Linked DNA regions of Homo sapiens: region 1 is linked to region 2. Evidence: chromatin loops called from intact Hi-C (ENCODE). Cell type or tissue: endothelial cell of umbilical vein. All regions are shown on one strand.

Region 1 (8,000 bases), 110 kb before region 2:
TATGGATGCAAAAAAGAGTTAAAGAGCATTAGATTATACCAGACAATATTTAGAAATAAGAATCAGAAACGGGTTTGAATTCCCACTCCTATTCACTCAATAGCTTAATGAACTTGACCGTCTATGACTCTGTTTTCATATTTATAAATAGCTCTCCTCATTTTGTGTAATTTTCATGATGAGCGTATGAACTATATGTAACATAATAGTGAAAGTACAATACAAATTCAAGAAACTACTTACAGTCTCAAGATTGGATTGCCGCTATGCTTTAACAATTTTTTTCAGTCCATAGGATTAGATATTTTTACCAACTCAAAAATCCATAAGCCAACTTTGTGTCTACCACGAGGATTGCGTATCAGCATAATAGGAGGTAAAGGTGTGATTTATTTGTCTGACAGAATAGAAGAAAAATGGTGCTTTATTGGGTTGGTTTAAGATGAAAACCTGTTTTTCTAAGTATTGGATCTTGAGACTGCAGCAACTTCTTGGTAAGTTAGCCCCAAATAATACTTTTTCCTCAAATAGAGGATTTTTAAGCAATTATTATTTTCTCTTTGACATCAAAATCAACTAACTTTTTGTTTTTGCTTTTAATAGTCTTGCCATTTTAGATCTTCCTTGTCCATGATGGAGTCAATACCTGAATTAGTCAGAATTAGATTCAATGGCAGTAACAAACAAACTCCCACATCTCAGCGGGTAAGCACCTAACGGTTTGGTTTTTGCTCACACAAAATCTACTTGTGAGTTCAGACACTCTCCAGAACAGCCCCGTGCCAAACAGTGAGTCAGAGAGAACCAGTCTGCTTTCCTCTGGTGACTCTGCCATCGCCAACGTGGCTTTCAAGGTCATACCCATGGGGAAGGAGGTTGCACTTGACTCTTAAAGCCAGGAGTGGGAATGGTATACATCACTTCCGCCCATGTTCCTGCCCTGAATGCAAAGGAGGCTGAGAAATGGGAAGGCTCATGTGGATATTAACTGTCTCTGTCATATCTTCTTATGGAAAGAGAAGGGATTTATGTAATATTGAGCAAAAGAGAGTAATGCAACTTTTGGCAGATACGCTACCTCTGCATAGTCTCTTTGTGTGTTTCAAGTATACCTGGAAATCAGGAAATGTTGCAAAAGGCCTAACTCAAAATTCTTTTCTACTGCCATCAGGCCTAGAGAAATTTTTCTCTGCATGCTTGAATGTCTACCAAATTTACTTTTTAATAAAAAATGAGGATGGCAGTAAAAAGTGTTAAAAAAAAAAAAAGAATAAACACATTTTAATACAGCAGATTCACTGCCTGGGAAGGCAAGGAGTAATGTTCTAATTGAAAACAAAGGAGTCATTAAGGATATTTCCTCACCAGAAAAAAAAAAAAAATCCTGTATAGTGAAAAAAGAACACTGTTTTAAGAACAAAGGGACAATTTTTCATCACACTCCTATCTGCTATGACTATGTGACTTTGGAAATTTGCAGACTCACTTAACCTTTTAGAGGCTCAGTTTCTTTAAATCTGAAGTCAGAATGACAACACCAAACTCACTGAGGTATTGTGACCATAAAATGAAAAAAAAAAAATCATGATTCCTTTAATGGCATGTTTGTTTAAAAAAAAGAAACTGAAAAGCATGATTAATTGACTTTCATTTCACCAAGTGTGTATTTTCTTTCCAACCTAAGAGAAAACAGATCAATGGAAACAAAGGTATGATTCAGAAAACCTGAAAACTCAGAGTACATCGTTACACTTTGACCCCAAATGTTCTGTAATATTCTATGCAAATTTTTCTTTTGGTATTTGTTGCTTATCCTTTTCTTCCTTCTCATTTTCAGTTACAGCACTTTAATCTGTCTGTCATTATTTCATAACTAGATTACTGAAAAACCATTCTAATTTAACTTCCTTGCCTCCAGCTTTTCTTTACCTCTATCTGTCCTGCATACTCTTAAACACTGCTTTTCTCATGTCACTTGTTTCTCAAACATAGTCAATACTTCCAGAATTCATAAGATTATTGCATTTAAGGTTTTGAAAGAGCACATCTAACTCTATTATCTTATATATATATCATATATGTATTTATAATTACACACGTATATAATTATCTTTAAAAAGTGATGCCCCAGAGATCAGAAGATATATTATAGAATAATATTATAATAAAGATATTTAAGATAATGTTAACAATATGTAAAGATTATATATATCTTATATATATGTATATCTTCTGATTTCTGGAATATCAATTTCTTTTTTATCAAGCTAACTAACTCCCACTTAACAGACCTTATTCATTTGTCCTAGCCTTATGTTTTATTATATATTATACCTTCTGTTTACCTAATTATGGGAAACACACCCTGAAAATAGCCATTCTACTCTAGAGGGTAAATTTTTACTATCCCTGTGAAGCACCCTTCCACCTTTGTATATATATTTGCACAGTCCTTTCCTGGGAATAACTCCCCATTCTCCTCCACCTCCCATCCATGAATGATCATCTTAGGTTCCGCTTTGGTAAAGTCTTTTCCGGCCTAACTAAAGTTGATTGTCTTTTCATTCCTGACTCCCTATTGTCTATACTACATACTTTACTGAATCCTGTTGCTTATTGTTTATGTCTCCATATTAATTCAATGTCGAAACAAACAAACAAACAAAAAATCATTCCCGAAATCATCTTGCTTAGCTAATATCCATTCCTCGTTTGATTCTCACTGCAAACAGAAGACATGTGAACACAATTTCAGTGTAAAAGCAATATTTGGTGTATTAAATTACTCTTTATCCTTCCCTTCACCAGTTGAGTAATCATCTTAGAGAGAGCTACATTTGTTTTTTTTTAATCAACTTTTATTTTAGATTCAGGAGGTACATGTACAGGTCATTTGTTTTTATTTATAAAGAAAAATATATTTAGCTCTAGATTCTATTTGAAGAAAAAATAGGATTAGCCTTTTTATAGGAAAGTGAACAAAATAACAAGCTGGTAGGTTAAATTGTTCCAATAATAAACATTCCCTGAGCGTATGACCTTATTCCATTTGAGAAATAAGGCAGCAATAAGAAATTGATGATAAAAATGAGGTTCACACTGAGGCCTGTGTGTTGTCTTCCAGGACCAGGTCTGCGAGGTGTACCCCCAGGAGCCGTAGAAATAATGTACCCAATGATCGAAGAAGAACCTCAGATATTGCAAGTGAAAGAGATAGTCCGGAAGTACTTCCCTGAGACCTGGATCTGGGATTTGGTGGTAGTTGAGTAAGTTGTGTGTTGCCTGGAATTTAGTTTAGGAGAGGGTTTGAATCCTGCTGTATGACTGATGTTATCCTGGATTCCTGATCCTTTTAGTTCTGCTCTGCTCTTTTCTGGTAAATATTTAGGTTTATAGTTCATTTATCTCATAATTAAACAATGCTAATTTTTTTTCTAATTTAGTCTATTGATAACTAAGATAATAGAAAGTAGGATGCTACCAGCCCTCTTAAATAAAGGAAAGGGAAGGGGAGGGGAGGGAGATTGAAAGAAAGAACAAAAGGAAGGAAAGAATGAAAGAAAAGAGGAAGAAATAAAGGGAGGGAGGGAAGGAGGGAGTAAGGGAGGTAGGGAGAAAAAAAACTTTAAACCTCACCAGGAGCACCAACCCTTAGATCAAGTTTAGCATTTACCACACTAGGTTACTGAGTTATCATGTTCTAGGATCAGCCATGCTTTGTGTTAAAAAAAAAAAAAAAAGATTTGCTTATACTCCTCTTCTCTGCTCCTTCACTAGCTCATTAGGTATAAGTGAGCTGGTGACCAGGTCCCTGAAACCATCACAGAGTGGAAGGCCAGCGCATTCTGCTTGTCTGGAACCACAGGGTTTGGCCTCTCTCCTATCGTGTCTCTTCAAGCCTTCCAGCCTTTCTTCCTAGAACTCACCCTTCCTTATTCTGTGGTGCGAGGAGAAGCCTTCACACTCAAAGCCACTGTGTTTAACTGCTTGTCCACCTGCATTCGGGTAAGGACACTTCTCTGGAAGTGAATGAGAATAGAAGATAGTCACCATTCATTACCAGGTCTCCTAGGTAACCCAGGAAATCAGAACTGCATATGATATATCCTAATTTTGGAGCAGACCTGGTACTAAGAGAAAAGGTACCTGACAGGCCCAAGGTGGTAAGGTTATATTCATTCAGGCTCCTATATCTGTGTATTCCTAAATTCAGACATTATGTCCACCTGATTGTTTCATGTTTTTCACTAAACACCTCTTTCTTCTGTTGGCACAAGGCTAAATCCTAAACACTTATCCTAATTCCTGTCAGTTTTTCAATTTTCTTGTTTCAAACACCTAAACTACAAAGTGTCTGATAGAGCTGACCATATTTGCACAGCTTCTCAGCGCCTCTGGACTCATGGACATTGTCCCTCAGTCCATTTACCTGATGCACAGAGCATCTTTTGCAGTATTCATGCTGTTCTGCATCCCTTCATAAACTTGTGGTTGGGTGTGGGGGACAGGTCGTTGTGCAGCTGGAGGTCTCTTCCGCTTTCCTGGCTGTTCCAACAGAGAAGAATGAAGAATCTCACTGTGTCTGTAGAAATGGGCGGAAAACCGTGTCCTGGGTTGTGACTCCGAAGTCACTGGGTGAGTAGTAATGCTATTAGCAAATTCCACTTCGTGTGCTTGGATGATTTGTTTTCTGCACTGACCCCAATACACACTTTTTCTCCTCCTTTAATATTAATCAAGAGGAAGACAACCACTGGATACACTGGGGAAACTGGAAAAGAAGAAACTGTTCAATATAGAATCACCGTTTAACTCTTAAGAACTTTATTCCCCAGGAAAGGTGAATTTCACAGCCACTGCGGAAGCCATGCATTCTCAGGAAGTGTGTGACAATGAGTTGACTGACGTCCCACCACTTGCGCAGAAGGACACTGTAGTCAAGGCCTTACTAGTTGAGGTACGTAAGTCTACTCTCTGTGAGTCTCAGAGCCCTTATTATTTCATACAGTATTATCTAACATGCATCTCACAGTGACATTTAATTCCCAAGAATGTGGATAGATCTACAATCCAATTTTTCACCACCATTTTCTCCTTTGCTTTCAAGTGTTTAATTTTTCTTTTATACATTCAGTATCGCTTTACTTTTTTTTTTTTTTTTTGTCAATATAAAGCCTGAAGGAATAGCAAAGGAGGAAACTTTCAACACGCTGCCCTGTGCATCAGGTAAGTGTAATATATAGAGAAAAATTTCATGTTAAGTGACTTGCCAGAGTATGCAGTTGTGGAATGTCTTTTGGGGGCATGCTTTTCTCTGAGAGAGAGAGAGAAAAAAAAAACAACTCTTACCCTCCTCCAAATCTAAGGACATTTGATGAAAAACATTGTCCTGCCCCACTGGCTGCTCTGAAAAGCCGTCTTTGCATTGTGCGTCGTCAGCCTCCTTGCTCGCCGCAGCCGCCTCCGCCGCCGCGGACTCCGGCAGCTTTATCGCCAGAGTCCCTGAACTGTCGCTTTCTTTTTTATCCCCTGCATCGCGTCACCGGCGTGCCCCACCATGTCAGACGCAGCCGTAGACACCAGCTCCGAAATCACCACCGAGGACTTAAAGGAGAAGAAGGAAGTTGTGGAAGAGGCGGAAAATGGAAGAGACGCCCCTGCTCACGGGAATGCTAATGAGGAAAATGGGGAGCCGGAGGCTGACAACGAGGTAGATGAAGAAGAGGAAGAAGGTGGGGAGGAAGAAGGTGATGGTGAGGAAGAGGATGGAGATGAAGATGAGGGAGCTGAGTCAGCTACGGGCAAGCGGGCAGCTGAAGATGATGAGGATAACGATGTCGATACCCAGAAGCAGAAGACCGACGAGGATGACCAGACGGCAAAAAAGGAAAAGTTAAACTAAAAAAAAAAGGCCGCCGTGACCTATTCACCCTCCACTTCCCGTCTCAGAATCTAAACGTGGTCACCTTCGAGTAGAGGGGCCCGCCCGCCCACCGTGGGCAGTGCCACCCGCAGATGACACGCGCTCTCCACCACCCAACCCAAACCATGAGAATTTGCAACAGGGGAGGGAAAAAGAACCAAAACTTCCAAGGCCCTGCTTTTTTTTTTTCTTAAAAGTAGTTTAAAAAGGAAACTTGTATTTTTTATTTACATTTTATATTTTTGTACATATTGTTAGGGTCGGCCATTTTTAATGATCTCGGATGACCAAACCAGCCTTCGGAGCGTTCTCTGTCCTACTTCTCACTTTACTTGTGGTGTGGCCATGTTCATTATAATCTCAAAGGAGAAAAAAAAAACTTGTAAAAAATGCAAAAATGACAACAGAAAAACCATCTTATTCCGAGCATTCCAGTAACTTTTTTGTGTATGTACTTAGCTGTACTATAAGTAGTTGGTTTGTATGAGATGGTTAAAAAGGCCAAAGATAAAAGGTTTCTTTTTTTTCCTTTTTTGTCTATGAAGTTGCTGTTTATTTTTATTTTTTGGCCTGTTTGATGTATGTGTGAAACAATGTTGTCCAACAATAAACAGGAATTTTATTTTGCTGAGTTGTTCTAGCAAAAAAAAAAAGAAAAAAAAAAGAAAAACATTGTTCTGATGAAAATCACTTGGAATGAGCCTCTTAGGGAAATAAATAGAAAGTACTTTTTAGGATAAATTATTATTATTGTATTTTAAGAATAAAGAAATGGGCATAGAGAAATAAAAGACTTGCTTAAAAGCTTAAAAGCTCTTGCCTAATAATAAGGTCTAAGGCTGTTGACCTCAGGACAGGATTCTTTCTGATACCTCTGTGTTTCTCAAATGTCTTCCTAAACCATGTTCAAAATATTGAAATATCTGTGTGACACTAGTATGATTTACTGTTCAATTGACAGTTTAAATGCACTCATGTTTTTACTTAAACAAGTTATTTTAAGAGGAACTCCAGGTTACTAACTTGTATAGAAAACCAGTATTTTACCAATATCATTAATATAGCAATACAAAAATTACCACTATATTGAAAGAGAAGGGGAAAAGCTAACACTTTTTTAAGTTTATTTAAATTATCATTAAAAACCCAACTCTGTGCCACCTATAATCATCTTGACGATAATGCTCAGTCTGCAGATCTCTCTTCTCTATACGAGGATCCCTTGATAAAATCATCTAGTCAATGGCTTTAATAACAACTATGTACTTGTGTCCAAAACTGTACAACTTTGATCCACACCTTTTTCCTGAACTCAAACTCATGTATTCAACTGCCCACTCTCCACTTACAGGCTTGTAGGTCTCATAGGCATATCAAAATCAGCAAGTTTAAGACTGAGTATCTGCTCGTCCTCACAAACCTGCTCCTCCCTCAATTTCCTTCATCTCAGATGATGAAAAATCCATTCTTCTATTTGCTAGGGAGAAACACTTTGGAGTTCTTTACTACATTCTTTCCCCTATCTTCCCTACCCAATCCATGCACAAATCTAGTCGATTCCACCTTCAAATTGCATCCAGAATCTACCCACTTCTCTCCATCTCTACTATTCTAGTCCTTTCTCTTGCAGGCTCTCAATAGCTTTCTAACTGGTCTCCTGATCATCTCTTCTTGTTCCCCTTCAGCGAGAGGGATCCTTTAAAACATGTGTCAGATCGTGTCCCTCCTCTTCTCTAACCCTTTCAGGAATCTCCCATATCCCCCCTAAGTTAAAGCGTAAGTTTTTAATGCCACTTAGAAACCCTTGCTACCCCATGACTTCACGTCTTCCTAATCTCTCCTTCGCTTAACCCGTTCCGGCCACACTGACCTCTTTCTTCCTATTGGAATACACCCAGCATGCTTCAGTCTCTGGAGTCCTTTTACTTTTTGTTCCTTTTTCCTGGAAGTATCTTCCCCCAGGTTTGGATAAATCTGGCTCCTTGACTTACTTAAAGTCTCTGCTCACACAGGACTTTTTATCAATGAGCTTTTCCATAGGGAGCCCCCTCCCCACTTCCTGACCTGCCTTGTTTTA
Region 2 (8,000 bases):
CCCCTCTGACCAGAGACATTCCAACCCCACAATAAACTTCTCCTCCACACAGAAACATTCCAAGCCTGTGATAAGCTCTCTTACCCTAAAACCCTTAAATACTCTTAGTCTGTAAGAGAGAGTGGTCCTGACCAAAAATTGGTCAGAATCCCCTCTCAGGTTTATTCTCCAAAATAAACCTGTCTTTCACTGTTGAGCCATTTTTCATGTTTCTTTCCTCTTTCTTTAACTCTTACAGGAGGAGTGGCTACACTTATATCAGATAAAATAGACTGAGTTAAAAACTGTTACAAGAGACCAAAAGGGAAATTTTATAATGATAAAAGGGTCAATTCAACAGGAATATATAACAATTACAATTATATATGCATCCAACAGTAGAACACCTAAATATATAAAGCAAACATTGGAAAAACAGAAAAGAGAAATAGGGAGCAATAAAATAATAGTAGGAAACTTCAATACTATTTGCAATAATGGATACATCATTCAGACAGAAATCTGTATCCATAAGAAAACAGCAGACTTGAATAACACAATAGACCAAATGGACCAAACAGACATATGCAGAATATTCCACCAAACAGCAGCTGAATACATACTCTTCTCATGTGCACTCAGATCCTTCCCCAGGATAAGTCACATATTAAGTCACAAAATAAGTTATAACAAATTTAGAAAGATTGAAATCACACCAAGTGTCTTTCTGGCCACAACAAAATTAAACTATAAATCAATAACAGAAGGAAGACTGGAAAAATAAAAAATACATAGATATTAAACAACAGACTCTTGAAAAGTCATTGAGTGAAAGAAGGAATCAAGAAGGAATTTAAAGTGCCTTAATACAAATGAAAACAAAAATAAAAAACACTAAAATTATGGTATTCAGCAAAAGCACTATTAAGAAGGAGGTTTACTGTGATAAATACCTACATTAACAAAGAACAAAGATCTAAAATAATCAACCCAAATTTATACTTCAAGAGGCTAGAAAAAGAACAAACTAAGCTCAAAATTAGCAGAGAAAGAAATAACAAAAATTAGAGAAGAAATAAATAAAACAAGAAAAGAAAAAAATCAAAGAGGCTCAGTGGGTTTTTTGAAAAAAATAATTAACACACCCTTATTTAGACTAAAAAAAAAGAAATGAAAGAAGATACATTATAACTGCTCTTTTAGAAATAAAAATGATCATAAGTGAACAAATATGTCAACTAATCGAATAACCTAGAAGAATTGTGTAAATTCCCAAATACACAAAACATGTCAAAAGTAAAAATCAAGAAAGTTTGAACAGACCTATCATTAGTATGGAGATTTAATGAATAACAAAAATCCTTCTAACAAATAAAAACCCAGGATCAGATAGCTTCACAGGTAGATTCTAATACACATTTTTTTAAAAAAGTGCCAATCAGTCTCAAATGCTTCCAAAAAGTGAGAGAACACTTCCAAACTCATTTTATAAGGCCAGTAGCACACTGCTACCAAAGCCAGACAAGGACACTACAAGAAAAAAAAAATGACAGGCCAATATCTCTGATGAATATAGATGCAAAAAATATTTTAAAAATATTAGGAAATAGAATCCAACAGCACATTAAAGGGATCATACATCATGACCAAGTAGTATTTATTCCCAGGATGCAAGGATGGTTCAGTATGTATAAATTTGTACCACATTCACAGAATAAAGGGAAAAAAAATCACATAATTATATAAATACAAGCAGAGAAAGCATTTGACAAAATTCAACATTCTTTCATGTTAAAAACTCTCAAGAAACTATAAATAGGAGAGTATCTCAACATAATACAGGCTATATATGAAAGGCCCATAGATAATATCAGACTCAACGGTGAAAAGTTGAAAGCTTTTCCTTTAAGAACAGGAGCAAGGCAATGATGCCCACTCTTGCCACTTTTATTCAATATAGAACCAAAGCCCTAGCCAGAACAGTTAGGTAAGAAAAATAAATTAAAGCCTACCAAATCAGAAAGGAAGAGATAAACTTTTTCCTGTTTGCTGATGCCATTATATTATGTATTAAAAATCCCAAAGGCTCCATTTTAAAAAACTGTTAAAACTAATACACAAATACAGTAAGATTGCAAGCTACAAAATCAACTTACAAAAATCAGTTGCATTTCTATACACTAGCAATAAACTCTGAAAAGGAAATTAAGACAACAATCCCATTTACAATAGCACAAAAAAGAATTAAATACTTAAGGAAAAACTTTTCCAAGGAAGTGAAAGACCTGTGTCTGGAAACAAAAACATTGATGAAAGAAATTAAGACACAATTAAATAAAAATATATACCATGTTCATTGATTGGAAGATTTACTATTGTCAAAATAACCATAATATCAAAAGCAATCTATAGATTCAATGCAACCCCTGTCAAAATCACATTGGTATTGTTTAAAAAAATAGAAAAGGAAATCCTAAAATTTATAGGGAATGAGAAAACACCACAAATAACAAAATCAATCTTGAGAAAGAAGAAGAAAGCTGGAGGACTCACACTTCCTAATTTCAAAATTTAGTACAAAACCACAGTAATCAAAACAGTATGGTGCTGGCATAAAGACAGATAAACATCAATGACAGAATAGAGATCTCAGGAATAAATGCACCCATAAAAGGTCAACTGGTCTTTGACAAGGGTACCAAGAATACACTAGGGGGAATGGATAGTCCCTTCAACAAATGGTGTGGAGAAAACTGTATATCCATAAGCAAAACAATAAAATTTGATGTTTATCTTACACCATACACAAGAATTAACTCAAAGTGGATTAAAGACATAAAAGTAAGGCCTGAAACTGTAAAACTGATATAAGAAAAAATAAAAGACATGCTTTATGATCTTGGTCTTGGCAATGATTTCTTGGATATGACACCAAAATCACAGACAACGAAAACAAAAACAAATAAGTTGAACTATGTCAAACTGGAAAGCTCTTGCAAAGCAAAGGAATAATCAACAAAGTGAAAAGACAACATATGGAATGGTAGAAAATATTTGCAAACCATGTGTCTGACAAGGGGTTGCTATCCAAAACATATAAGCAACTCCTACAACTCAACTCAACAGCAAAAAAACTAATAACATGACTTTAAAATGGGCAAGGATCTGAGTAGACATCTTTCAAAAGAAAACATACAAATGGCCAATAGGTATATGAAAAAATGCTCAATGCCACTAATCAGGGAAATGCAAATCAAAACCACAATGAGATATCGCTTCACACATGTCAGGATGCCTATTATCAAATAAAAGACAACAAGTGGTTGGCAAAGATGTGGAGAAAACTGGAATCTTTGTATACTGTTGGTGTTAATGCAAAATGGTGCAACTGCTATGGAAACATGGTGTATATATTCATCTATATTTGTATATATGTATATGCATATTATATATACATGCATATATATATGCACACATATATGCACACACACATGCACAATGGAATATTGCCTTTTTTAAATGCCAAGATAAGAAACAATTTATTACAGAAGAAAAATTTCTCATCCAAAATATAGAAATCAATACAACTTTGCCACAATCAATATACACGAACTGTACAAATGTATACCCATTCATAATTTACCAAATAAAAGATGATTAACAAAGTTCACAAAATAGATGAAAATACTTTTACCCAGGAAAGTTACAAACCAGACCTCCAATTTCTAAAATAGAAGTTTACTCAGTCTTAGAAAACTACAAGCTAGCAAATGTACGTAGAGCTGGCTGGTGCCAACACCACAGTTGAAACAGTCTTTCTAAGGGTCTTTTTAAAAACCCGTTGCCATGGCAGATTCTGGTCACTTGCTACTTTCAAGGTCAAAAACACAATACAAAGTCTGACCATTTTCCCAGGTCATGTTTGCTAGCTTGTCTTTATGTACATTTAGAAATATTTGCTAGGTAAAAGTCTTGTCGTAAAATTTCCAGTACTACTATGTTTAAAACGTTGAGCTCCCCTATTGAGCTGCCAAAAAGGTAAACAATAATTTTCAAGTGTGATAGTTCAAATTCCTCTGCGAGATCTACTACAGAGAAAGGTTCTTTGACATACGGATTTTCTTTAAAGGAATTGATGTAAAAATTTAAGTATGTCTGGGAGAAGCTGAAATCACTCTAGGACTTCACTCCCTAGCAAATAAAGTGATCATTTACTTGGACTCATAGGCTATTAAATTATTGAAAGATACTGTACAAACTATGGCACTGTCACTTTTAAAAAAATGTTTACCACTCTATCTTGTGCCGGATCTTCACAGCTGTGACATGGTTTAAATTCCATAATCCATCCCCAATAGGAGCCCACCCAAAGCCAAAATCAAATTTATCCATGCACTATAAGATGATCCATCTTAACCTGATACAGTCATCATACTGTAGTTTTTGGAAGGGCTGGTTCTGCCCAAGAGAAATTCGTCCTTACAGTTTATTCAGCTGTCTACCATTTGTATGTCGGTGCTGTTTTGAGTGCTACCCCCTGCTGGTGGGGCTTTCATACAGCACACAGATGGAGCCATCTTCTCCAATTCTGCAGGACAGACATCTCATAGGTTGAGGTGAGCGTGAGTCCAACCCAGAGTGTGAGTTCACTTGGGAAAAGCTTGAACAGCTCCTGACTGCTCGGTCCAATCCACTGTGCTGCCTGTCCAGGGGATCCATTTCATGGTTGATGCGAATACAAAGATAACTTGATCTTTTGTATGGCTTTTCTGGGAATCAGTGATGTTTATAATGTTCTGTCAGCAGTTCCTGCAGGCTGTGGCTGAAGGTCTGCAGCTGTTGCCCGTTCGTGAGCCCTTTGCTGTGGAGAAACTTGGAGACGAAGGACATGGAGGCGGCCATCTCGCCTACCCTGGTGGTGGCTCTGGGGTAGAAGGGATGCAAGGAGGCAGAGGTGGGGCGGCCCGGGAACGCCGGGGCTCGGCTGCGCTGCCTCAGCAGCTGAGCAGCCCCCAGGGCTTCCTCACAGAGCAGAGGGCTGACAGGAAGAAAGGGTGTGAGGGGCAGACAGCTACTTTTTTCTTTCATTAGAGTAAAAAAGTTATTTTCTAGACAGGAAGAGGCAGAAGAGAGGAAGAGAGGAGCGATGGCGGTTTGGTTACATGGCTAGGACCTCCCCAGCTGCCTCCACCCCTGGCTGCAGAGCCTCTGAAGATCCCAACAGTTGCCTTTCCAGCACCGAAGGGCGAACTTCTTTAAAAAGAAGAAAATTCTGTATACGACAAAACTAATGAATCTTGAGGACATTATGCTCAGTGAAATAAGTCACAGAAAGACAAATACTGCATGATTCCACTTACATGATTTATCTAAAACAGCCAAATTCATAGAATCAAAGAGTAAAACAGTGGTTATCAGGGGCTAAACTGAAGAGGGAACGGGGAGTTTGTAATCAATGGACATAAAATTTCAGTGAAGCAAGGTAAATAAGCTCTGGAGATTTGCTCTACAATGTTGTACTTATAGTCGACAATAATATATTGTACACTTACAATTTGTTAAAAGGGAGATCTCATGTTAAATGTTCTTACCACAATAAAATAAAATTTTTAAAAGAAAAAAGACACCTGGTGTCTTTTTCTTGTAGCAACCGAAGTAAATAGAGATGTATGGGTGTATAGGCATTAGTTTGATTTTCTCTTACGAAGAGGTCTGGATTATAGCCTCCATCTTGAGACCGGAGTCAAGCACTTGAGGTGGGGAATGATGGAGAGATTGGAAGTGGCATTCTTCTCCACAACACCATGGGTTCTGTAGTCCCTTGTGCAATTCTGCAATTCTGCCATGATAGTTATTGAGACCAAGACAGGCAAAGTCTAACCAGGGAAAGAAGAGTTCTGTAGACTTCCTTCCAATTCTACCAAGGTTGATATTGAGAGCAGGCTTCTTGCCAGCAGCATTAAACCCAACAATCTATACTTCCTAGGACAATCTCTACCTTTGATTTCTGTAAAATAACACTTTTCTGTTTTTCTTCTGAGGCCCCTCCTCCACAGACCAGTTTCTGGATATCTTCTTCTTTATCAGATCTCTAAATGTTGAGATTCTTCTAGATTTAGATCTATGCTGCTTGTTCTTTGCACTCTACATTTTCTTCATTCATTTCTACAACTTTTAATAGTGTGTATAGGTAGCTCCCAGATTGCTATTTTCACCGTGATTCTCTTGCCTCATACTTTTCCCCTCTTTGGTGATGATGTGTCAGCACATTGGCCCTCTCTCTAATCTTGAATACTTTATTTCTGTCTGGGGAGTTTAGCACATGCTTCCCTCTGCCTATAATGCTGTATAACTTGCCCTCTCCCTTTTTGCAAGGATAAATTCCCAGCTTAAATGCCATATCATAAGAGAGGTCTTGACTGAATGCACAATCTATGTTGGATCTCCCTGGATGTTCAGGGAAGAAAAGAAACATTTTTTTCTTTCACAGCATTTATCATCATATGGAATTACCTTATTTAATTTATTTGTTTATATACTTTGATCTGTATTCTTCCACAGGAATGTATAATCCCCAATGGCAGGAACATGTGGTTTTTGTTAACCACAGAACAGTATCTGATACAAAATATGCATTAAAATTCTTGTGAACTGACTAAATAATATCCATCTCTCCACTTGATTGCTTTACTTGCCACACATCCCCAGTACCTAATTCAAGAGCTTGGCTCATTGTCAGCCTTTAAATATTGACTGAACCCAATTAATCACTTTTTTCTTTAACTTCTGAACTCTGTGCCCAGCTCCCTACTTGAATAGCTTCACTGGATATCTCAAAAGAACCTCAAATTCAATATGTCTACTTTCCCTATCTGTTATTAGCAACAAACCCAGCACTTGCCCTAGTAGGAAATCTACAATCATCCTTTACTTATCTCTAAAATGAAAAAAAAACCCACACCTTTTTCATAAAGTTTTGAGTTCACTAAGTGAAATAAGCAAGGTGCCTATCACAATGCCTGGCATACAGTATCTATAAATATTAGTTTAGCTATACCAGTTTTCATTCATTCAAAGAGGCACATCTTTTCACATCTCTGAAATCAAGATGTGTTTTGTGATCAGTAGTGTTTCATAATTGGATATACATCTAATCATTAATCAGGTGGAAATTTTTTCTTTAAATACTTTATTAGAAAATTGTGTCCTTTACCTCAATGGTGCTTCAGATGTGATAATTTGCAGTAACACAACTTCTCTCTCCAATGTGCCCATATATATTAAAGTAGTTATTAGGTCACATCACGTACATTTGAAATCCATATTTTTTCTCACTCTTCCCACTGTTGTAATCTTACTTTGGGCCCTCATTTTCTTCCAACTGAACACTGAATTAGCCCCCTGAATGGTCTTCCTGCTGACTATATTGCCCTTCTCCAATGTGTGTGTCATATTCATGCCAGAGTAATCATGTTTCTCTCATGCCTAACTCACTTCATTATCTACACAACTGCCTGCAGAATGGAAACCAGATTCTTTCACATGGCACACAGGGCTCTGACTCTCTCTCTCTTTAGCCTAATCCCTAAGCCACAGTCAAGTTGACCTCCTTTCTGTACTTGCAGATGACTTAACACTGTATGTTGTTTCACAACCCATGTCGTTTATCACACTGACCTATCTTGAAAATATTTTGTATCAGCTGGAATCCCTCTGGCAATAAATAACAGAAAAGCAACTAGCAGCTGCTTAAACAAATAGGAAAGTCCATAGGTTGGTGTTCCAAGGTTGATAGAATTGCCCAATAATGCTGATGAGGACCAAGGCCCATTTTATCTTTCAGACTTCCTTAACATGCAGACCTTCATCCCCCTGCTTGTTACTTTGCTGTCTCAAGATGGTCATTGAAATATTAAATATCACATCTATTTTCCATTAAGTAAGAACAAGGAAGGACATTCAGGGGTATGCCCACTACAACTCTTCTTTTTAAGAAAGCAAATGTTTCCCATAAGCCCTAC

The links. A loop is a pair of places that touch in the nucleus more often than their neighbours do. Peaks named below come from ENCODE experiments on the same cell type or tissue, not always from the same donor. Only the 100,000 strongest peaks of a DNase experiment are listed, where the experiment ranks them.
Region 1: it touches region 2 in a loop (2.1-fold over the local background); 4 of 110 quality-filtered maps call a loop at or near these places.

What each region holds. Positions count from the first base shown.
Region 1 is chr12:9,237,889-9,245,888 of GRCh38, reverse strand. MIR1244-3 (microRNA 1244-3) reads left to right here and starts at 6,338; the gene lies at 6,338-6,422. LINC00987 (long intergenic non-protein coding RNA 987) reads right to left here and starts at 5,816. Exons shown (of 7, transcript NR_137434.2): 1 at 5,350-5,816; 2 at 4,430-4,771. It also overlaps the pseudogene A2MP1 and the pseudogene PTMAP4. RefSeq lists silencers at 755-804, 815-864 and an enhancer at 4,283-5,482. In endothelial cell of umbilical vein, no CTCF peak of the experiment used is centred here; no DNase peak of the experiment used is centred here; H3K4me3 peaks cover 523 bases; H3K27me3 peaks cover 302 bases.
Region 2 is chr12:9,131,989-9,139,988 of GRCh38, reverse strand. It overlaps a transcript of KLRG1 not described here, the pseudogene BTG1P1 and a transcript of PZP not described here. Among named protein-coding and RNA genes, the nearest start is that of A2M, 20 kb to the right of the region's middle. In endothelial cell of umbilical vein, a CTCF peak has its summit at 4,512 (motif pointing left); no DNase peak of the experiment used is centred here; H3K27me3 peaks cover 259 bases.